Linked DNA regions of Homo sapiens: all the other regions are linked to region 4. Evidence: chromatin loops called from intact Hi-C (ENCODE). Cell type or tissue: dorsolateral prefrontal cortex. All regions are shown on one strand.

Region 1 (5,000 bases), 450 kb after region 4:
TTACACATGATGAATGGTTATTGAAGCAATTAAATCCCAAAATACTTAAAAGCTTTGATTTGAAATTGCTTATTTAATATAGCCTAAACTGTTACCAACAGTCTTTATTTAGAAGATTGTCATTCACTAAATAAAAATTAGAACAGATTACACGGAACACACTTACAGAAACGAATATACACATTATAGAATATACTATTTTAGGCTGGGTGTAGTGGCTCACGCCTGTAATCCCAGCATTTTGGGAGGCTGAGGTGGGCAGATCACAAGGTCAGGAGTTCGAGACCAGCCTGGCCAACACAGTAAAATCCCATCTCTACTGAAAATACAAAAATTAGCCGGGCATGGTGGTGCTTGCCTGTAGTCCCACCTACTCGGGAGGCTGAGGCAGGAGAATCACTTGAACCCAGGAGGCAGAGGTTGCAATGAGCTGAGATCATGCCACTGCACTCCAGCCTGGGCAACAGAGCAAGACTCCAACTCAAAAAAAAAAAAAAAAAAAGAATATATTATTTTATAAGTAAATTTAAAGGCAACCATATCTAAAAATTGGTTCCTTTACTGAAGCAAACTTACATCCATCTCTAGATTTTTCTATCTGTTCTCGAAGAAATCTATCCTTGTGAAGATTTGCATCCCCAAACCAGAAGTCCACTTGCTTAGCAATATCTGCAAGCACCTGTTTAACTCGTGACCGTTTCTTTTTTTCAACTTCTTTTTTCTTTTCAGTGCTTTCTTCTTCCATTACCTTTTCCTGATTTCCACTTTCAGTTTCCATTCCTGTGAATTACAAGAAAAAGATGTAAATATTTAAATCACCACAATAGCTAATATAGTTAAATATTTAGATTAGCCTTTAACTGTCTGAGAGAATAATGGACTCACATTTGGCCATCAGAAGACAAACAGAAAGAACATTCATTTTTATATTTAATAAATTAAATTTAAAAATAATTTACCTTCTATGTTAGGGATCATAGCTTTAGTTTCTTTGTACCTTTTAAAACACAGGGCCAGATTATCCTAGAATAATATAAAAAATTACACCTTTATCTCACTAAGCTGCACTTTTAAGTCAGTAAGTGAAAAGTGTAAGATTAAGGGACGTGGACACTCTCCATCGCAACACCCCCTCCTCTCCATCGCAACACCCCCCCGCCCCCGCCCCACCCCAGAGAAGTTGTATTCGCTTTTTTTTTTTTTCTTGGAGACAGTTTCCCTTTTGTTGTGCAGGCTGGAGTGCAGTGGCGTGAACTTGGCTGACTGCAACCTCCATCTCCCGGGTTCAAGCAATTCTCCTGCCTCAGTCTCCCAAGTAGCTGGGACTACAGGCACATGCCATCATGCCCGGCTAATTTTTGTATTTGTAGTAGGAGACGGGGTTTCACCATGTTTGCCAGGTTTGTCTTGAATTGCTGTCCTGGTGATCTGCCCGCCTCCGCCTCCCAAAGTGCTAGGATTACAGACATGAGCCGCCGCGCCTGGCAATTTTGATTTTTAAAATGTTAATTTCTGCTTTCTAGGGGCAGAATTCAACTGGTAAGCTGTAGAAATCAGCCTCTTCTCTCTTCTCTTTCTTCTTCTCTTCTCTTTTCTTTGAGGCAGTCTTCCTCTGTTGCCCAGGCTGGAGTGCAGTGGCATGATCTCAGCTTACTGCAAGCTCTGCCTCCTGGGTTCAAGCGATTCTCCCTGCCTCAGCCTCCCAAGTAGCTGGGAATACAGGCACCACTGCCAATCACACCCGGCTAATTTTTGTATTTTTAGTAGAGACAGAGTTTCACCATGTTGGCCAGGCTGGTCTCGAACTCCTGACCTCAGGTGATTCGCCAGCCTCAGCCTCCCAAAGTGCTGGGATTATAGGTGTGAGCCACCGCGCCCAGCCATAAATCAGCCTTTTCAAGTGGCCTTCTCATCCCAGTGTTTATTTCTTGGGCAGCAATTTCTAACCCCCTCCTTCCTCAAGTTACTTTCAGTATCTCTTCCCCTTTGCTTTGTCAGCTCCAGCCATACAGTCCTTGCACTTCTTGAAGCTCACCCAGCAATGTCTAACGGGGTCTTTTAAACCTGTTCTCTTTGAAACACATATCCCCAGAGATAACACAGCTTGCTCTCCTACTTCAAGTGTTTATTTAAATGTCACCTCAGTGCGGTCCCCTCCCACAATCATATTTAATAATGCAAATTTCTGGATACATACACAGTAACTCCCCTGCCTTATTTTTGTTCATAGCATTTATCATCTTCTAACATTACTATCACCACTATGCAATTTATTTCTTTGTTGTTTATCCTTCCTAGATGGTAAGATCAATGAAATCAGAGATTTTTGTTTGTTTACTGATATATTGTCAGTCCCTGCCATACAGTCACTTAAAAATGTGTTGAATAAATTGTGCCTCGATTTTGTTGAATGAATTGAATCACTAGTGGTATAGGAGCAAAGGATTAATATCAGGCCTGGGATAATACAGGCTGCTTGAGAATAACCTCAGTCTCCTATAATACAGTCTTCTTGGAAACTGGAGAGACTAATGGGGGTGTTGTATCTGTTTCCCATGTTGCACCTGGTTTGGAGCAGCTATTAGATGGCATGGAGGCCTTATGCCTACGTGACCAGAACAACAGATTGATAGGCAAAAGAGGTTAAAGCTTTCACGTGTCAAAGTGTCCTAAATACACCATGGTCCTTATCTAGGGAAGGCATACATGCCTGTTGTGGGTAAATGGGAGAAAAAAGTAGTGAATTTGGGTAATTGCTAGATATGGGTAAATGGCTTGGTGGCCTCTGGTGGGATGAAGAAGCTGCATCTACCCTATCTTTTGCCTTGACTCTTCTTTGGTAAGCAGTATTTGCATCTCTTGAGTCTGACTGCTGGTTAGAATCTCTAACTGCTACAGTGATGCTGCTGATAGTAACAGAAATAGATAATGTGTTTCAAAGTGATATCCAGTAAGAGGGTACAAAGCCCTTAATGCATTTCACCTCAAATCTCCAACTAAACATGCATTCTCATCAAACTCAACAGAAGTACATTTTGGCATTTTAGGTTTCAGTAGATCAATCAAGTACCAATTTTGAAATTTTACAAGTAATGATATATTTAGGTGATGCTAGCTTAAGACATAAAACACAACTATAGGTCAGAATTAATAATAGAAAAACAATGAGGTGTCATTGAGTACCACACAACCATGTTCTTCACCTCATGCTCTTACTTCAACCCATCCTGTCAGGTTTTCCTCATCACCATTCTAGAGAAACTGCAAACAAGCTCCTCAATGTGCTCCACTGTCTACTTGACCTCTCAGCAGCAAATGCAGTTGGTAACTCCCTCCTTGAAAATATTTTCTTCATATAGCTTCCAAACGAGTCTTCTTCCTTTTCAATTCCCTTTTGCAATCTCAGTTTCTCAATTTCCTTTCACCCTACCTCTCCCACTGTGCCCTACACCTTTACATGATGCCTAAATTGGACTCAGTCCTGGGCTTCCTTCTCATTTACACACTCATTCTTTCTGAGGATCCTGGCTTTAAGCTCATTGGCTTTATGCTGATGCTTTACAAATCTATCTTCTCCCATTAGCTCCCCATTCCAATATTCAACTGTCCACCTGACACCTCCACTAGTTTATCTAAAGGATATCTCAAAATTAACATGGTGAAAATAGGACTCTCTAGTGCTAACAATCCCCTCCCACCAATTTTCCCTATCTCAGAAACACCAATTACAAAATTGCTGAAAAGGCAAAAGCCTTAAAATCATTCTTAATTTCCCTTTTCCTTACACCTCATGGTCAACTCATCAGTATTTCTGTTAGCTCTAACTTTAAAATATATCCCAAATATGAATAATTCTCATTTCCTCCATCATAAGCACCTGGTCCAAGCTACTACTGCGTTGTCTGAACAACTACAAGAACTTTATTACTAGTCTGCCTGCTTCTAATCTTCTTCCCTTATAATCGATTCTCCAGATAGAATTACCATTTAAATATGTAAATCAGATCATGCCAATTCCTTACACAAACTCCTCCAAAGGTTTCTTTTTTTTTTTTTCCCTGAGACGGAGTCTCACTCTGTCACCCAGGCTGGAGTGCAGTGGCGCGATCTCGGCTCACTGCAACCTCCCCCTCTGGGTTCAAGAGATTCTCCTGCCTTAACTCCCAAGTAGCTGGGACTATAGGCATGTGCCACCACGCCTGGCTAATTTTTTTTTGTATTTTTAGTAGAGACGGGGTTTCATCATGTTGGCCACCTGACCTCAGGTGATCTGCCTGCCTTGGCCTCCCGAAGTGCTAGGATTACAGGTGTGAGCCACCGCGCCCAGCTCAGAGGTTTCTTATCACACTCAAAATAAAGTCCAAAAACCTTACTGTGGTTGACTGGATCTTAAATAATCTGGCCTGGGGATCTCTCTAATTTCATCTATCACAATTCTTGCCAACAGGCTCAGTCCAAACATAACAACCATCTTTTCGTTCTTTAAACATGCTAAAGCCATTCCCACTTCAGGGCCTTTGCCCTTGTTGCTCCCTTTACCTTCCTTACCGTATCTGTATGAATTACTTCCTTGTTCACTTAGGTCTCTGCAAATGTCACTTCTTAGAGAGACTTACCTCTTTCCGCTCAATCTAAAATATTCCCTCCCTGCTGACCTTAACTCCGTCCACTGCCTCAGTCACTATTTTTTATTCTTGTATCTTGTTGTCACTACCTGGAATTATAACTTTATTTTTTATTTTTAATTATTTATTGAGATGGAGTCTGTTGTGCAGCCTGGACTGCAGTGGCACAATCTTGGCTCACTACAACTTCTGCCTCACAGGTTCAAGTGATTCTCCTGCCTCAGCCTCCTAAGTAGCTGGGATTACAGGCAGCTGTCACCACACCCTGCTAATTTTTGTTTTCAGTAGAGATGCGGTTTCATCATTTTGGCCAGGCTGGTCTCAAACTCCTGACCTCAAGTGATCTGCCCATTTGGGCCTCTCAAAGTGCTGAGA
Region 2 (5,000 bases), 150 kb after region 4:
ATTCTAACTGATACACAGTTGCTTAAATATTTTGTAATAACTCATATAAATTCTTGCCTATCACACTCTTGGTCTAAGAAAGTCAACTGTCAATATGACACTGCCTTTTTCAGAAAGGTACTTTTTCCTAAAAGATAATCAACTCTCAGAGGGAGAGCTACCTGAATTAGATAATTTTCCTTAAAGGTAAGGTCAGTCCACTGATTAGCTCCCTCTCACATTCCCTCTTACATTCTCTACAAGTCATGTATTTATTCTGTTATCTGCCTCAGCTCTCTTCATTGCAAACAAGCTAATCTTTTCATTTTTTTTCTATGCTAAACTTTAACCCTGGAATCACATACCAATTATCATGTGCATACAACTAGCCTGCTCATCAAACCCTAGATATCCACCCATTTAGAGGTCCCAATGGGGAAGGGGGGTGGGACAGAGGAGAATATGGACATAAAAGACAAAATTAGGGTTAATAAGCTCCTAAACTCTTGGAGTTACGGATATCTTTTATGTACTGTAGCAATGATTACATGTATTCATTATTAATAGTAACTTCCTATTATCCTGATCACAAAGAAGTAAGCTGTTTACATTTTTAAAAATTCCTAATTAATGGATAGTTTAATTTACCCAAGTTAAAGAAAATATTGTGTTAGGCAGTTCTGTCAACTGCAAAATTCACTTCCTCTGCTTATTAACTGGAAATGAAAATACATGTACCATAGTCTGTGGATAAGATCATAGTGAACAAATAGACAAGAGAATGGTACAAAGCAGCTAATACAATATATCATTTATGACTTAGGAAAAAGCCATAATAAATGGATGCATGCCAGGCCCTCCTGGAACAATAAGTGAAAGGCTTGTCCAGTAAGGGGAAAGGATTTAATGCCTGATTGCTATGTGGATAACCTTTATACATGTGTTTTTTAGTCCTTGCTGGATATAAATATTAGTTCAATGGACTGAAAAATTCTGCAAAATAGACCTCAGGCTTCTGTAATTAAGGACCACCAAAAACCATCTCCATTTTGTTTAGTCTGAGGTCATCTAAATTACATCTGTCATACAAATTAAGTTTGCATCCATAAAGCTTGTTACTGAATACCAACTCTGCTTTCTTAATTAAAAATTATTAACAAGAGTGCCAGAAGATAAACTAAATTATATTCTCTCAAAGTAATCTCTTCCCACTACCCTTACCCTCTCCCCCAAATGTTTACAGCAAAACAAGGTAAAGGGGAAAGAAGAAAAACAATGTAGGCTCGATTTTACTATTATTTTTGTGAAACACTGTTAATCTTGACATTGTCATCTTGTATACACACTCACACACACATCTGTAGTAAAATATATAATAAAATTAGAAGCGTTAGAGCTAAACAGATCCTTAGATTTCTAATGCGACTGTTTTAAAGGTAAGGAGACAGAACCATACAGAAATTGAGTTTAGGACTGAAATCCAGACCTTATGACTTACAGTCAAGGCTTCCTCCGCTATCACACAACAGCCACAGAGAAAATTAACAGCAAAGAGATCAGTAACAGGAATCTGATTCTCCAACCACTCTAATTTTTTTCAGCAATTGTTCAATCTTCAGAGTAAATTGTTTATTGACACTGCCCATATTTGCAAGCAGTAGAAAGAAGGGATGGAGAGAGGCAGGGAGGGAGGGTAGAAAGGAGGAAAGAAAGAAGCAAAAGAACTTACAGTTTATTACAAGAGAGTTCTCACAGAGAATACACTTGCCTTTCAAGTTTTACATTTGAGACATTAGCATCTATGATGTAGGATAAGAAGAATTAGCTAACTGTTGAAGCCCCATCTCATTGCTTAAATCTGTTTTCAGAGTGAGAGGTTCATTACCATATTTAGACTCTGCCACGCCCCTGTTCACAAAAGTCTGGAGAAAGAAAAAGAAAGATTAAGGGCTGCAAAAATGGAGTGAGAGTGGAAGCAAGACCTTGTTCACCACAGCTTTCATATTCAGAGAAGAAGCAAGCGATTGATGGTTACCAAGTTTAATCATTTATATGTTGGGCAAGTAAAACTAAGTTCCATTTAGCACTTCTTCATGTTGATAATACTTTAGATTGCAGTTAGTTTAAAAGCTCCCCTCCCTCTAAAAAAGATATTGTTAGGACTAATTTATAGAGGAATTTTTTTTCTTAATATATTTTATGAAGAAAAAGGAATACAAAAAGATAAGGAAATAAATATAAGACTAAAGTCGATACAAATAAAACTTACTTATTTGCGAAATTATAAGAAAAGCATTTGATATGTGTACACACACAAACCCAACCATAAGGCATGCTAGATGTGCCACATATTCAGTTTCATTTCTCTTAGCTTTCATCTTTTTAATCCCAATAAATATTTCACATATGTCCTATATTATTGATGTAATTCCTTATATAGTATTGCTTTGGTCATTTATCCTCATTTTTCTCATAAGCGGCAGTACACTTTAGTAAGACTACCTGGGTTCAAATCCTGACCCACCCCTTGCTTGTTGTGAGTTTGCCCAGTTTTCTCATCTACAAAATGGGCATAATATCATTTAAAGATATAAAACATAAAACTAAATCACAAATACAAAGTGACTATTAATTGCTTTGAACATAAACTTAACTTTCATTCTCTCGACAAATATTGAGCACTGACTTGGAACAGGAAAAGCATTAGGCACAAGGAAACAAAAATCAGGAAGACAACACAGCGCCACTGAGTGGAGCTTTCAGCTTACTGGAAAAGACAACCCTCAAACAGATAATTAATTAATTGCAGTATCAGTTTGTGCTGCAAAGGAGAATGATAGGATCCTATCTATCCTTCTAAAATTTGGATAACAGAGCTTGGGAACTAAAGAATCCTAGAAGTAGATAATATATTTTTTAAATAACTCAGTTACAAAAGTAATGTTGATTATAGAAAATTAGGAAAATAAGGAAACAAAAGAAAACAAGTTTTATCAAACACACATAAAAATAAAACAACAATAATAGCTATCATTTGTGCCAGCTATTGTTCTAAGCATTTTATAAATATTATAAGTATTATTTTATTTAATCTTTATAACAACCTTATGAAGTAGGTCCTATTATGTTAACTTTTAAATGAAGAAACTGAGGCAAACAGCAAACTTCTGACAAAATTTTGATGTACAGCTTCCCAGTTTTTCCCCATGCATACATTAAAAAATATACACACGTAAATGTATATGTAATATGGTTTAAAAGATATATATGTACTATATATCAATATGTGTATAGATCATATAATTTTTATAAATATATCTTTATATATCCTTTTATATATCTTTATATATCCTTTTATATATATTTATATATATCTATATATTTATATATTTATATATTTACATTTACATATTTATATCCTTTTATATATCTTTATATATCCTTTTTATATAAAGATATATTTATAGAGATATATGTATATACTAAATATGTTTTTAATTATATATAGCTTCTATATATTTAGTATATATTTACATACCTTTATTTATATATCTATATATAAAGATATATTTATAAAAGATATATGTATATATACAAAAAATATATCTTTTTAACTAATTAGGTTCATATAGTTCATACTCTTTTTAATATGTATATTATATATAATATATTTAATATATAACTTTTTATATGTAGTATATTTATATATCTTTTATAAATACATAAATTTATATATCTTTATATATATACCTATATATCTTTTCTGTATCTTTTATGAAAAGATATATAAATCTTTTTAACCGAATTAGGTTCATATAGTTAAATGTTCTTTTTTAATATCCTTTTTTAGGCAACAAAATAACATGAACATTTTCTCATATTAACTATTCTTCTACCCATATGATTTTAATAGAGTACAGTATAAAGGAAGAATATGAACATCTTAAAGGTGCATTTAGTAACTTTTATGCTAAAGTAGCCAAACTCTTCTCACAATTTTTCAGTGTGTTTTCTCAACTTTAAAAATGCCAGAATCTTATCAACAACCTCATGAGGAACTTGAAAGTATTTGTCCCTTTCTCCCATAGATGTTAAGTTTTTAATAGAAATGTGAGCATTAGCGGCTGTGATTCAGAACATAAATAAATCATACTCTTTGACACGAGAATCCCTGTTCGGCTGTGCTTTCATCAAGAGAAAATAGATGCCTCAGGAACAAATCAATGAGCTTTAAGCTGCCTCAACTAAAAATTATATTTTTTCATGCAAAAAAGAGTTTACAGATTTGCAATAGATTCCTTCACTTTGGGTCTTTTTGTTTAAAAATGTAAATACTGAGCTAGCATTGTAGTTATGGTTCAGAGGTTTGTATGCTAAATAAAATCCTACAGCAGTTATTCAACAGCATGATACTGATGGCTACTCTAATTTTCTACACAATGCCTCTGGCATTTGAGAGAGTCTGAAAAATGCTAATAACATCACTTCTCATTATAACCAAGTACAGCAGTGAAAGTGATCTCATGTCTGTAATTTTTTAAAAATAATTAGATCTTCTCTGTGTGTGTTCAGATAGAGCCAAATTTTTTAATGTCACTAGCTCCTTTTATTGTGTGTCCCTAGGTAGAATTTGTCCCACAAATGTTCTAAGTTAATTAGGTGATTTCTACAGTTCCTAGCACAGTTTTAGGCTTATAAGAGTATTTAAGAACGGCTTCTCAAATTAATACGTATCTGACTTTCCTTTACCATTTTCTTAATAGCAAAATTAAGAAATTAAGCCAAAATTGGCCTACTAGGCAAATAAATATTTGATATGAAAGTAAAATGCCTGTAATTGTGTTTTTCTTGTTTGCTGTAGTGATTGCAGCAAATTACTAAGGCAATGGAAACGCGAGATGACATGGTGGAAGTTTATGACCTAGTAAAACTGTCAACCAACATACTGGGAATCTGTGTGAATAATTTATATACAAATACAAATTTATTATAAAACTAACTTAAACAACTGACAAAGCTAA
Region 3 (5,000 bases), 240 kb after region 4:
ACCTGCAAAGAGTTGTAAGACATTGGGAACTATTGGTTTAAATAAAATTTATTTTATTAAAAGTATTCTTGAGGTGCGACTCCCTCTCCTGAATGTGCCTGCATTCCCCTTCCTCAAGCGTGTACTTTTGCTTTGCAATAAATTGCTGTACTTTCACGCTTAAAAAGTATCCTCAGGACTATTTAGCTTAACAAAAACAAGTTGTCTAAGGATGTAATTTCACTTAGAATACTAGACATAGTCAAAAGAAAATCAAACATCTAAATGACAGTCCAAAAATGTAAAGTCCTAAGATTTAATAATCTATTTCTATGTGGAGTCCAAATAGAAATGAGCAAGCCAAACAGAAGTCCAGAGATCATGAATTCACTCACCTCCTGGGCGGGCACCCACATCTAAACTTCACTCACCACTGCTCATGAAACATAAATTAAGTCCCAGAAATGGAATTATATGACACTCTTCTCATGTTTCTCCTAAGACCATTAAAATGACAGCAGGAACATAAAGACCAAAGGTGGGCAGCCCAAATCCAAAGGGGAGGACATTCCAGGTAACGCTGCCCCATCACATCAAGCCATATCCAGACATGGACTCTGGAGTGAGCCTGCCTGATTCTGAACACTGGCTCTGTCACTCTCCAGATGTGAGACCTTGGATAAGTCACTTAACCTTCCTGCACCTCTACTTTTGTCACCTAGAATAGTACTTAAGTCATAGCATTGTTAATACATGTAATGAACTTAGGACAATACCTGGCATATAGTAAATACTAGATACGTATTAGTTACTATCATTACAGGTATTTCTGCTATAACTTGATATATACATTCAGGGGGAAAAAGACTGTATTCTACAAAATTGTGCTCTAAAAATATAGGGCCAATTGAGGAGGTGCAGGGAAGAGAAATAAATTTACCTCTCAAAAACCTATGCAACCTGTTGTCAGTGTACTACCATAATCAATAGCTATAGATTAGGCTGCCCAGGCAGGCAATTTAGCATAACTGAAAGTTGTTTCAGCAGATGTGGACAACGAACAAAGACAATAGAGCAGAAGTGTTGGCAACACTTCAGTATGAGCAGACTGGTGGACAGTGAGAGATTACAGAAGAACACAGCTCTGGGCCAGCAGTGCTGCTGTCGAGGTGATCCCAGCAGGCAGTGCCACCCACCAGGAATCATAAACTGCACAAGGCCAGAGGTGAGTCCTTCTGTAAATACATAGCCCTAGCTCCAAGCATTTAATTGTCACAAAAACAACAAAAAATACTCCTATTAACAGTGCAATTTCTCTTTCCAAGGTCTACATCGAGAGAAAGAATATTAGGATGCTAATATTGCATTGTGTCATTGGAGCTTAATGTTTAGAAATAATAAACTAAACTGTTTTGTGGTCTGACTATATATGTCCTCAACTTAATTCTGTAACACCCAGTCAAAAGAAAAAAATACAAAGATTTAAATAACCCAAATTAAATCATACCACCCTCCCTCCCATTCTACTCCATTCCTCCCACACTGAGCTCTCTCTCTGGAACAGTGTTTCTCCCATTCCCTTTCTTCACCCCAGCTCCCACCTCTGGACTACCAGTCCTCAGCCAAACCCTGAAACTACATATCCACTATGAACTCATTATAATGTTTTCCTCCTAAAGCCAATCTTCCTCCTGCAGTTCCAATGTTGGTCAATCATCTATCACACTCCCTTAAGCTAGAACCCTTAATGCCTTCTTAGCATACTACCTCTTCCTCATTCAGACAGCCATTTAGTCACTAAGTCATGTGGATTTAACCTCCTCTCATTCTCACAGTACCAGCCCTCATCTCTCACCTGGAGGCTACAATAGTCTCCCAGCTCATGTCCCTGCCTCCCTGCCACCATCCATACTACTATCAAAGTGATATCCCTAAAACAAGGCTATCATATCACCACAGCATGTCAGGCTTTCATTATCTGGCCTGCATTATCTTCAGTGTCCTCCTCTACCATGCACCTTAATCAAATTAAACCACTTAAAGTTCCTTAAACATGCCAGATTGTTTCGTCAATTTTTGGTCTTTCACTCACATATTTTCCTCCGAAAGATCCATCCTGTATTTCCAAGCCACACAACCTTCAATCCTATAATCTACACAATGTCCTTCCTAGTAACCACCTACCAAGTTTATAAGATTCTGTTTAGGAATCATTTCCTCTGTGCTTTCTTTACAAATCCACACTCCTCACCCCTTCTCTATAGAAGTGCCCACTTCTTCCCTTGGGTCCCCATTCCTCCTCATCTATAGTTCTATTATAGTCCCTGTAACGCACTATTGTCCTTATTTTCTTACAGGTACATCTCCCTATACTAGAATCTAGGCTTCCTGAGGACAGGAACTATAAATAAATCATTTCAATAACTCTTATGCCTAACATTATTCCTAGCATGTAGTTGGAGATTATTAAACGTTTGTTTATTGATTGAATGAATGACACTTATGTATGTTTAATGCATTTATTTCTACACCATCTTGTGGCCATTCCTAGAAACGGCATCCTCTCCACAATTCTCAAACCTTGTGAATTAAGAAACATTTCCAATTTCTCCTAGATTTCCCCCATTCTTAACTGTCCAAAATATTTGTAAAAATGGAAGACTCAACTGGTTAGCTAATTTATAATACTTAGCTAATTTTTTAATAACTGAAATTTAAGAACAATAAAGCTTAGGAAATGAACCTTTCTCAAGTTGTTCTGTATCTACTTAAAGGAAACAATTCTGTGGATATAGGTAAGACAAGATCTTTTTTTAAAAGAATTTCTTTAAGGAAACTTCCTTTTATACATATCAGAGACAAATAGGAGTCATTATAAATCAAGAGCATTTTAGGCTGAGCGTGGTGACTCACACTTGTAATCACAGAACTTTGGAAGGCCAAGGCAGGAGGATTGCTTTGAGCCCAAAAGCTCAAGACAAGCCTGGCATCATAGCAGGACCTCATCTCTACAAATTAAAAAAAAAAAGGCCGGGCATGGTGGCTCACGCCTGCAATCCCAGCACTTTGGGAGGCCGAGGTGGGCGGATCAAGAGGTCAGGAGATCGAGACCATCCTGGCCAACATAGTGAAACCCCATCTCTACTAAAAATACAAAAAATAGCCAGGTGTGGTAGTGCATGCCTGTAATCCCAGCTACTTGGGAGGCGGAGGCAGGAGAATCCCTTGAACCAGGGAGTTGGAGGTTGCAGTGAGCCGAGATCACGCCACAGCACTCTAGCCTGGCGAGAGAGCGAGACTTCGTCTCAAAAAAAAAAAAATTAGCCAGATGTGGTGGCACACATTTGCAGTTGAGGCTGTAGCGAGCCATGATCATGCTACTGCACTCCAGCCTGGGCAACAGAGTGAAACCCTGTCTCCAAAACAACAATAACAACAAATTTCCAACAAGGAAGGTCCACAAAGTGACTTTAAATATTACATGCACCCAAATGTTTTCTTTTAAAATCAATGAGCCTAGACGACGATCTGTCTTTTCTCCAAATTCCTGCTTCATTTCTTCTGATGCTTTCTTGATTGAGGCCATGTGTTATCTTGAGAACATTTTTTTCCTGTCAGTATTCCATTCCAATACTCTCACTTGGGATTCACCGAAGAAAAGGGTATTATTATCCAACAAGGAATGCATCAGAAGAATTTTAAATAGGATATGTGTAAACATCTGTTCATTTAAGAAAATTCTAAATTAGGAAACATAGAAGAAATGTTTGTTGTTTTTTAAGACTCGTATCTTCCCCTAGATATTTAACTTCAAACATATTAAATAATTCATACTATCCTAAGATTCTCTATTGATCAAGTCATACAATTTACTAATTATTTCCTATGTGTTTAGCCTATACTAGAAATGTTGGGAAAGGGTGGACAGACATAAAATGTATAAGAATTCCTTCAAAATAAGTTGGAAAGAGATTTTTTAAAAGAAACATAAGCAATTTGATAACAACCAAGTTCCTAATTTTAAATACTGACTTTTAAGTACAATCTCAGAGGTGTGATCTAGAGTACACAGAGAGCCATCTGGGTGGAAATTGAGTTAGAAGATGAAGAATATGAAGAGTCAAGGGTTTGCTTTTCAGGCAAAAAGGTCCACTGGGCAAAGGTGCATATAGGAATGAGCATGGTGTGTTCCAAAACCATCATCTTTTCTAAAGTTCTGTTACATGTTGGAGAATGTTGTAAAAAGGATAATACGTATTAGAGCAATAGAGGAAGACTTAAATTCCAGTTTCTATCTAGTCTAAGATACAACAGATTTATGAACAACCTTCTTCAGAAAGCAAACTAGAAGCAAAGGAAAACACTGACAGATTTGACAAACCTATTTAGGGTGCTTAGGCTTCATCATAGGTTTGTGACAGCACTGTTGAAGAAGGGACAAGTAAAAGAAGTATTTTAAAGAAAAGTAATTGTGGCCAGGTGCGGTGGCTCAGGCCTGTAATCCCAACACTTTGGGAGGCCAAGGCAGGTGGATCACGAGGTCAGCAGTTCGAGATCACCCTAACCAACACGGTGAAACCTCGTCTCTACTAAAAATACAAAAATTAGCCAGGTGTGGTGGCATGCACCTGTAGTGCCAGCTACTCGGGAGGCTGAGGCAGGAGAATCACTTGAACCTGGGGGGTGGAAGTTGCAATGAGCTGAGACCATGCCATTGCACTCTAGCCTGGGTGACAGAGCAAGACTCCATCTCAAAAAAAAAAAAGAAAAAGAAAAGTAATTGTACTTTAATATTCGACTCTATGGCACATGAGGGAAGGTGAATCAAAACTGACACAAAGTTCTAGCGAAACCTAGCAAGTGGAGAAGAAAGTAGCTTTGAGGAGAATGTGATGAGAGTGGACTTGAGGTGATGGTGGGATATTTGGGAAGATAGCCACAGAAGGTATGGGAGAAATGCTCTTCTCACTCCCAAAGTTTCCTCCATGTGGAGGGATGTCCAGAAGTGTCACTACCTTGGT
Region 4 (5,000 bases):
TTAGACAATAGCTCAACGCAGCCAAATCTACCTTACAGAGTATAAGCTAGGACTCACTCAGAGAAAAGGAATTATGTTGCTGAGTGACCTGAAGACAACCATAACCAATCTGAATGAGTTCTATTAACTTAACTCTAGCACAGAGATCTATCAGAAAAAAAGAAATCAGCTATACCTTTTTGTGGGAATAATTTAGGGGAGTGAATACTTGTCATGAAAGCACACCATCTGGCACAACTGGTGCAAAGGTCACATCATATAGACTATTCCAGCATATGAGAGAGAGAGAGTATGAGTGACTCACTTTAAGAAAATCTAATGATATAAAAAAGGAAAAGTGACACTGGACAACTCTGTAAATGACAGACATCCTAGCCCAAATCTGGAATTGAAGGAGTGATAATATTTGCCACAGAAAGGTCCAAATAAAATAGCCCTTGATGGCTTTGGAAGCAATTAATATTGCTTTTGCCCAAGGCATATGGTACTTTACAATGAAGCAAAGTATAATGGAGTAGGTCTTAGCTTGAATTTAAGCCCAGACTTAGACAAATTGTGTGGACTGGTAGAATGAGTCTTCCAGAGACCTACTTGCATAAGTATTGTGGCAAAATCGACTTACTGGGTTTTTTTCTATGTTTCTACATACAGCATTGAAGGCTTATTCTTCAATAGATGGTCTCCCTTCTTGCTTTGATAAAATAATAATGATAACAACAATAATAATAATAGTAATAGTTGGGCACATGGCTGCATATGTGCTCCTGCAGCATACATTTCCTAGTCTCATCTAAAGCAAAGTATGGTCATGTAACTATGTGATGACCAATAGAATTTTTTTAAAAAGAGTTATTTGCAGCTTTGGAAGTGGCCTTAAAGATAAAGCATAAATACTGCTATCCACTTTTTGTGATTCTGCTGGACATGATGGTTACAGCTTGAACCATCAGCTCAGGCTGTGAGGTGGAAGCCTCATGGTAAGGATGGCAGAGAAGCAAGATAGAAGGACCCTGGATTCCTGAGCCCATGGAGCGCCTTACCAGCCCCAGGTTACCAACGTCTGGATTTATTTTATGTGGGAGAGAAATGAACTACTATCTTATTTAAGTCACTGTGATTTTGGGGTTTCATTGGTTCCAGTGATTAATCAGTTATTTAACAAATCAATTAATCCTGATTGATGAGGAGACTGGGAGACTTTTGTAAACAGCTCATTCAAACGGAAGATGGAGCAATTCATAAGGAGACCCATGCAGTGACAAGGTGTCCTTCATAAAATAGGAAAGGCTGGTTGCTGTCACAGGCACTGAACTCCTGGTCAGCTTCTGAGTGCTCCTTATATTTGAACCCTATAGGAAGAATCGGGATGAACTTTGTAAGACGCTGGAGCACAGCTACACTACTTTGGCAGCCCCTCATCAGAGCACCATGGGGAAGAAGGGTTCTAATCAGACAATATGCACCTTTGTATCCCAGTGGAGCCTGGTGATAGACCAGAGGGACATGGAATAAAGGAAAGATGTGCTCAGATTCCACATGGCAGCCAACGAAGTGGCTCACCAGACTCATTAGCACAGATGAGAGCCTGCAGTTAACTACTATAAACATGCATGGACAAAAACTGTAGGAAGACATAATATGAGCATGCACAGACAGTGAGATGTAGAGTACAAATGTATTTATACAAGAAACTAGTTCTCCTTTTCATATGATAAAGAATTCTATTTTTATAAAAGAATTATTATTATACTTATAAACAGAAAGGTATAAATCTGTTTCACTTATTGTAACCTAGATTCTCCCCCAATCCTCATAATCTAATTTGTGATTCTACATTTCCTCTACTGGGGATAACAATAGAATAATAGAAAGAAAGAATAAAGAGATAGGACATGCCAGAACATAGCAGTTCAAGATCTAAACATTTCTTGTCTTCGTGCCTGATACAAATCACAGGCACACTCTCAGGCACCTAAATTCATCATTAAAATGACTCCAAATCAAAAACGCATTTTATGTGTAACAATTTTTACTCATATAGGTACAGTTTTAGAGTTCTTGGAGTATATAACCAAATTAAAAGCTGTAAGAAGAAAAAGGCACAAAAGGAAAAAAGGTAAATAATAAAGATATATTCTGAAGCATCAACACAGTAGAAAAAAATGCAGCCTAAAAAAGTCTCTTCTAGAAAAAGAAAATCAATATAAACCTTGATGTTTCCTCTGTGAAAAATTCCTGAGTAATAACTGCAGTCAAGCATCACTCAGCATCAGAGCACTTCTTGCCACTGAGGAATCCCAACATTGGAAGAGGGTAGTTCTCACCTTCCATTTTTGAAGATCTAATGTTCTATTTCACCAGCCCCTGCCAATTAGACTGTGCCACAGCATCTTAGCTGATGTGCAAATTGCTCTTATCTTTTAAATTTCACCTGTTGCTTTGACTTTCCCAGTGATGCTATTCTTCAAAGACACCACTGGAGGCCAGTCATGCTACAGCATGCATTCCAGCCACACCCTAAATTTTTTAAAAAACAAGACAAAAACCATTAATTAGTTACAAAAACAATGCTTTGTGACTAAACACAAATGAATATACACAAATCTAACTTAATTTTTGAAATGCAACATAAAGTAAAATTTTTACTGGTGATGAAATCTGGTTCTGACATTCCAATAACTAAATATGTTTAGTAACTAAATGTGTTTTTTATCTTGATTGCAGTGATGGCTTTATGGTTTATACATAAGTCAGAATTTATCAAATTGTACCCCACACTAAATATGTACACTAAATATCTATGTCAATTACATCTTTTAAAAGCTGCTAACAAGAAGATAACTGTAATACACTGCAGCTTCAATGTTTATACACACACGCGCACACACATGCATGCACACACACACACACACACACGTGCTGCACCCTCTTTTCCATCACATAAATTCCTTCTGGTCCTCTTAGTGCTGGATGTATTGTTTTGAATCCATAATCAAATATCCCCTTCAGATAAGTATCAAAATTTGTATTTAAGAACATGGTTCCTTTGAGAACGTCTTTTTTCTAACGGCTGAAGTCTTTGTCTCAGAGATAGGTTGATAAGAAATGTCTTTATTTATTTATGAATCTGATGCTTAAGCATAACAGCACTCCTCAGTTTTTAAGAGATCACTTTATCTCTTTTTTAAAAAACATCACAAAGCACTTCAATGGGATATGATTTGCAGATATATTAAAATAAGCAGAAAAATTGCCTAATTTAATTTGCATTCACATCAACATCCGACTTAATTGAAATATTTATTCAATGTGTTGGCTGCATGTTCACTGGGAAGATTTATCATTAATAATTGAAAAAGAGAAACAAAAGCCACAGATTAAGGAAGGTCCAAGAAGTTCTATTCATTTATACAAGTTTCACAGTATACTCTACTCCAATATAAACACTGGCCAAGTTAATTATGAATTTGGGACAGATTTTCAAGCAAAGAAGAGTTACAATGAGCTCCTAACTCAAAGTTCTTGGTTATCATAGAGTTGATATTTTGGTACAGACTCTACTAACATAAAAGGGAAGCAACAAATTCCAGTGAATTATTTAATGGAGAGCAGAAAACAAGGGTAAAGTTACTGTCTTATTTGGTGAAGGTTTGTTGTGTGCCTGCAATGATTCAGGCATATATCACCTAGATGAACATATGACATAAAGAGGAGAGGAAAGCTGACTTTTATTTGAAGCTTTAATAAATGTGTTGGCATTATTGCGTAATAAACAGAGTTTCAAAAAGCAAATTAGCTGGGCGTGGTGGCTCACACCTGTAATCCCAACACTTTGGAAGGCCAAGGTAGGCAGATCACTTGAGGTCAGGAGTTCGAGATCAGCCTGGCCAACATGGTGAAACTCTGTCTCTACTAAAAATACCAAAAATTAGCCAGTCGTAATGGTGGATGCCTGGAGGCTGAGGCAGGAGGATCACCTGGGAGGCAGGGGTTGCAGTGAGGCGAGATTACACCACTGCACTCCAGCCTGGGTGACAGAGCAAGACTCCATCTCGAATAAATAAATAAATAAAATAAATATAAATACACAAAAAGGAACTACTTCTTATATAAATAATGGATTTGGGATTAGATATAGGAAATCAGGACATGTGTTTGCAGCTTAAACAGTAATTTAATAATCTGAAGGATTTACTGAAACTTCTACAAGTACCCAATATAATGTCACAGAACAGCAGTCACCTGAACACCCTATCACAAATTCTCATAGATTAAGACAATGTATGCATAATAATTGGTTACTGCCAGTTCTATAAATCTATATAACTGCACTATAAGCATGTTAAGGCATTTTATATTCTTATATAATATCCATGAAATCAAAAAAGTTAAATGTCAGGCTCAAGGTCAAAAGAATTGGGACTAGAGTTTAGTCTGTGTAATTCCCATTCCAGTGTTTTTTCCACTAGACTCTTTAACCCTTGGAAAATTTATCTCCTTCTAATTTTTTGATTTTTAAAAGCATATTTATATATCTGTGTAGTAGATTTTGAAAGAAATTTCTAATTCCACTTGTCATGTAATCAATAAGATTATATAGCGCACCAGAGAAATAACTAAAAGAACCATCACAAGCACATATTAATCACATACTATATGTGGACAATATTCTATATATTTTACACTCATTACCTCATTTAATCCTTATAATAATAGGAGGTAGGTATTATTAATATCCCTATTTTATAGGCAACTAAATGAAGATTACAGAATTAAGTTGCTCTAAATCAACATGTAGTAAGTAGCAAGAAATGGAGGAAACTAAAATACATAGAACATAGTAACTTATTCAAAGATGAATAGCTAATTCCCAGAGACTGGCAGAATCCAATCTATCTAACCCAATGCTTCTCAGACATTAGTGTGCATAGGAATAATCTGTTGATGTAAATATAAATTCCGCTTCCATAGGTCAAAGCTGGGGTCTGAGAGTCTGCTTT
Region 5 (5,000 bases), 88 kb after region 4:
GATAAACATGTTTTTAAAAGGCAGGTTAGTTACATTTATGAAAAATCTTCTCGATGTATTTTTCTCCAATCTCCAGACATATTTCAGGGCTCTAAATTTCCTGGTGTTTACAGGTTTTTTGCATACTCTATTTTGTACTTAATGTATGTTTTCAGATTAACAATTGGACCCATTGCCATAAATTTAAAAGTATTTCAACTAAAAAGGTATGGAGAATGAGAAAATATATAGAGAACACATAAAATTTTAAAATAGTGAATATATATTTAAAACAGTTTTCAAAACTTTAAGGCACTCTGTAGTTTTCAGAATATATTTAAACTAAAGAACAGCAAGGATTTGCCATCATTTTGAGGAATCTACTTAATACCACATCCATCTCACTTAGTTCTTGCTCTGATTTCAACAGCATCCTGAAACAAGCAGCTCAAAAAACAAAAACCTAAACAGAACAGTGTTCTCCTTTGTCTGCATGTTTATAATTTAAAACCTTTGATTCAAGAATGGTGGAAGAACCAGTTCCCAACAGCCTTCCACGTATACTTCTGTGGATAGGTGTGTTGTACTGTAACTTAAAACATGCTGTTTAGGACAAATTAAATTCTTTCTCTGAGGCCCCACGAGTGAAGCAGCTGATCAGCAGCTGCAAGATTTTTTGCTTTATCTCCCTGCTTTTCTTTGTTAGCTGTGGTCACTGAGCCCTTTTCCCCAATGAACAGGCTGAGTCTGTGGGACAGCTGGACTGGACTGCTCCTATCCACCACCTAGACACAGAATATAGAATCACAGCCTCATCTGCCTACCATCAGCAAGGATTGTGCTTACTTTCAGTAATGGAGTGTCTGGGCTATTAAATAATAAAATATCCCACTAATGATACAAAATGGAAAATGACCATTTCCCCCCTGTGTCCTCCAAATAGAATTTGGATACATTTATATATTACCTTTCTGCAGAAGAATCATCTCACTTTTTAATTCACATATGACACCACATACCAAAGGCTTATTTTAGGAACTCCAGCTTTGCACCAAACATAAGTTAAACTGAAATTCTTATATCATTTATCATGTGTTAATTTCATGTAAGTAAATTTCAAAATTTGAGCCTATTGGCTTATAACCAGGGGTCACAAATATTCTTCCAAATAGGAGAATTAAATTGCCTGTGGAAAACCTCCAGTGTGAACTAAAACTAAAATAACATTTCTATTGGCATATCAGAATTCTAGGGCTACACTTGCAAAAGCAAACAGATGGTAATCATGTGAGGCTTTTCTCTAACTACAAATGCAAGTCTTATGTACAATAAACTCCACTCAACTGCCTTTAAAAGCTAATAAAGTGTAGCACACAAAGCTTTATATAATGTTTACAGTCCTATGCAGTTGGGAAATCCTGAAACTATAACCCTAGTTTATTTCCATTAAAAATGTAATTCAAAAGGAAAGACTCATTCAGTTAAAAAAAAAAAAAAAGGAAAAGCTTAATAAGTTAATGGTGTAGGTACCACTTTTTCCAGGTAAAACTACTGTAAAATGTAAGAATTAACACACTACAGGATGATGGCTCCAAGGAGAAAAGTGTATGCTGTTGTGGCAAGATTTCAGAGGAGGTGAACTGGAATGCTTGAGTTCACTAGTTTGGAGTTACACAGTAATCAGGAACAGAACTATGCAATTTATGTATATTGCATCTTTTTGCTGCCATATCTCTACCACAATACAATATGGTTTCATATTGAGTTTGCAGTCCACTCCAATACTAGCTTTTGTTAAGACTAGTCAAGTGCAAGTAGTGAGAAGGCTAATACGTGTTTTAATTTTAGTTATGCCTGTGCTTGTATAACATGGCTTATTTATTCACTTTTATTTGCTTCTGTTTTTAAGTCTTAATTGTAGTTTAAGGTACAAATTTCCTTATCATCAATAAATTCTGTATGTATATTCACTGTTTAGCAATCGAAGTCTTAAATTTAATGTGATGTGGTTGTAAGTCATATTTTCTGACATCAAAGTCTTTCAAGAGCCCTTTCTCTTCTGTAAGTAATAGTTTTCTTCTGAGATGGGGAGAATAAAACACTTTCTAAGAAGCACACGGGAAAAAAACATACTCTGATGCCCTAAGAACATCGTATTTGGGTATCCTGTAATGGAACTGCTGATTATATACAGTTTCTGAGTGTAGTTGTCATCAGGCAAGGATAAATCTTTGGGTGCTCTGTGACCAGAACCACACTTAGCCACCTGCTTCTCCAGGATAGCACAGCCTGTGGCCATATGTGTGAAAACGCCATTCTGAAAAGCTGAAAGCTTACTCTTTTCCCCAGAGGACAAGATGAAGGTCAAAATATTTATACTAACCGCTGCACAAAATACTCAAATCGGGCAGCTTCATGTATTACATATTTTATCCATTTTTATTATAAGTTAAAATAAGTAAATAACATTTGAGCAAAGTATGTACCCAAAAAGAAATAACTGATTTTTTAAAAAATATATCACTGTTTTGGAAAAGCAATGGATGGCATATCGATGATTTAAGACCATTTACTTTCTCAGGCTAAATAAAATGTTAGCTTTTTGGTTCCAAAATAGACGATAAGAAGAGTAACCATTTTCCTTGTTCTAATTTTTCTGCTAATTGTTAACAATTTTTAAAGTACAAAATTTTCAGAGAAATGTGTCAGTCAGGTTCATAATGGATTCATGACAAAGTCCTACATGTTTGAAACCAAATGTAAGGAGATATATTGCCCCACCATGAGGCAGGATAAGGAAAAGGGAAAAGATAACACTAGACCAAAAGATGCTGAAATGAAGATGCTTTTAAGCAAAAGTTGATTTAATTTTTAATTTAAAATTGTATTGATATTTCTAAGTACATTAACCCAGTTACAAATAAATCTGTGAATTAAATAATATGTAAAATTGCTGGATCAAAGAATATGTATATTTGTAACTTCAATAGATATTGCCAAATTGCCCTGTAGAAATCCTGTGCCCATTTATACTCTTATCAACAGTCTATAAGAAAAGATTGTTTCTCCACATTTTCTAACAAAAATTATTACCAAGACTTCTTATGTTTGCTAATCTGAAGGATAAATAATGAGAGCTCAATGTATTTAAACTTGTCCTGCTCTTGTGAGTGAAGTTGTACCTCCTTTCACATGTTGAAGAGGCACTTATATTTCCTTTTCCACTATCTTCTCATCTCTTTTACTTATTTTTATTGGCTCATCAGTCTTTGCCTTATTGAATGTGGGAGCTTTTCCCTCCTTTTATTGATATATAATAATTTATGTATTTATGAGGTAGATGTGTTTGTAACATATGTTGAATGTGTAATGACCAAGTCAGGTTGTTTGGGCTATCCGTCTTCTCAACTGTTTATCATTTTTATGTGTTGTATGATTTCAAGTCCTTTCTTCTAGTTACTTTGAAATATGCAGAATATTGTTGTGAAGAATAGTCTCCCTATGTGTTAGTCCATTCTGTGTTGCTATAAAGGAATACCTGAGAATGGTAATTTATAAAGGAAAAAAGGTTTATTTAGCTCACAGTTGTTCTGCAGGCTGTACGCAAGGCATGGTGCTGGCATCTGCTTCTGGTGAGGGCCTCAGGAAGCTTACAATCATAGTGGAAAGTGAAGGGGAGCCAGCATGTCATGTAGCGAAAGAGGGAGCAAGAGGGAAGAGGAGGAGGTGCCAGGCACTTTTAAACAACCAGATCTTGCATGAACTCATAAAGTGAGAACTCACTCATTACTGTGAAGACAGCACCAAGACATTCATGAGAGATCCACCACCACGACCCAAATGCCTCCCACTAGGCCCACCTCCAACACTGCAGATCACATTTCAATATGTGATTTGGAGGCGGCATACATTCAAATCATATTACCCTAGTCTACTATCAAACGTTAAAATGTATTTCTTCTATCTAACTGTATGTTTGTACCCATAACCAATCTCTCTTCATCCTCTCTCCTTCCTACCCACCCCTCACAGTCTCTGGTATCTATTATTCTATTCTCTATGTCCATGAGAGCGACTGTTTTAGCTCGTACATATGAGTGAGGACACGTGGTATTTGCCTTTTTGTGCCTGACTTATTTCACTTAACCTAATGACCTCCAGTTCTGTCCATGCTGCAGCAAATAGCAAATCCTCTTTTTATGGCTGAGTAGTATTCTATTGATTATATATATCACATTTTCTTTATCCATTCTTTCCTTGATGGGCACTTAGGTTGATTCCAAATCTTTGCTATTGTGAATAGTGCTGTGATAAATATGCAGTGTGGGTACCCCTTTGGTATACTGATTTTTTTTTCCTTTGGATACATACCTAATGGTGGAATTGCTGGGTCATAGAGTAGTTCTATTTTTAGGTTTTTGAGAAATGCAAGCTTTTTATAAATTAGGTAAATTAGCCCTGTCTATGATACAAGTTGCAAATATTTCTCCCTGATTTCTTATTTCTTAAATTTATTTATGTTGATCTTTGCATGATGCAGAAACTCTTGATTCATATGTAGTTGAATTCATCAGTCTTCTTTCTTATGGCTTATTGTTTTCATGTCTTAGTTAAAAAGCATTTACTCACTTCAAGGTTATAAAAAGATTCTCTTACGGCTTATTAAAATACAGTCATGCGCCACGTGATGACATTTCAGTCAATGATGGACACTATATATGGCAGCAGTCTTAAAGGTTATAATGGAGCTGAAAAATTCCTATCACCTCGTGATGTCACAGCTGTCCATTATGTCACAGCACAGCACATTACTCATGTGTTTGTGGTGATGCTGATGTAGACAAACCTGCACTGCCAGTTGTATGAAATAATAGCATATACAATTAGGTACAGTATATAAAACTTGATAATAAACTACTATGTAACTGGTTTATGTATTTACTATACCATACTTTTTATTCTTATTTTAGAGTATTCCCCATCACTTATAGAAAAAGAAGTTAACTGTAAAATAGCTTCAG

Evidence for each region. Hi-C counts contacts between places; a loop is a spot of excess contacts. Peaks named below come from ENCODE experiments on the same cell type or tissue, not always from the same donor. Only the 100,000 strongest peaks of a DNase experiment are listed, where the experiment ranks them.
Region 1: a loop joins it to region 4, with 6 times the contacts of the local background. A loop is called at or near these places in 23 of 110 quality-filtered maps.
Region 2: a loop joins it to region 4, with 9 times the contacts of the local background. A loop is called at or near these places in 21 of 110 quality-filtered maps.
Region 3: it touches region 4 in a loop (3-fold over the local background); 9 of 110 quality-filtered maps call a loop at or near these places.
Region 5: a loop joins it to region 4, with 4 times the contacts of the local background. A loop is called at or near these places in 5 of 110 quality-filtered maps.

The regions. Positions count from the first base shown.
Region 1 is chr4:112,640,448-112,645,447 of GRCh38, reverse strand. LARP7 (La ribonucleoprotein 7, transcriptional regulator) reads right to left here. Exons shown (of 13, transcript NM_016648.4): 2 at 577-780. The coding sequence starts at 778. Among named protein-coding and RNA genes, the nearest start is that of MIR367, 5.0 kb to the left of the region's middle. RefSeq lists a silencer at 1,642-1,743. In dorsolateral prefrontal cortex, no CTCF peak of the experiment used is centred here; no DNase peak of the experiment used is centred here.
Region 2 is chr4:112,940,008-112,945,007 of GRCh38, reverse strand. It overlaps a transcript of ANK2 not described here. Among named protein-coding and RNA genes, the nearest start is that of ANK2-AS1, 100 kb to the left of the region's middle. In dorsolateral prefrontal cortex, CTCF peaks have their summits at 2,523 and 2,724; no DNase peak of the experiment used is centred here; H3K27ac peaks cover 4,275 bases.
Region 3 is chr4:112,851,374-112,856,373 of GRCh38, reverse strand. It overlaps a transcript of ANK2 not described here. Among named protein-coding and RNA genes, the nearest start is that of ANK2-AS1, 190 kb to the left of the region's middle. In dorsolateral prefrontal cortex, CTCF peaks have their summits at 1,065, 2,325 and 2,524 (motif pointing left); a DNase peak (open chromatin) is centred at 1,129; H3K4me3 peaks cover 1,443 bases; H3K27ac peaks cover 4,155 bases.
Region 4 is chr4:113,092,434-113,097,433 of GRCh38, reverse strand. The region is part of intron 1 of ANK2 (ankyrin 2); the gene reads right to left. Among named protein-coding and RNA genes, the nearest start is that of MIR1243, 12 kb to the left of the region's middle. In dorsolateral prefrontal cortex, a CTCF peak has its summit at 2,487; no DNase peak of the experiment used is centred here; H3K4me3 peaks cover 477 bases; H3K27ac peaks cover 1,974 bases.
Region 5 is chr4:113,004,587-113,009,586 of GRCh38, reverse strand. It overlaps a transcript of ANK2 not described here. Among named protein-coding and RNA genes, the nearest start is that of ANK2-AS1, 38 kb to the left of the region's middle. In dorsolateral prefrontal cortex, a CTCF peak has its summit at 2,774; no DNase peak of the experiment used is centred here; H3K27ac peaks cover 3,501 bases.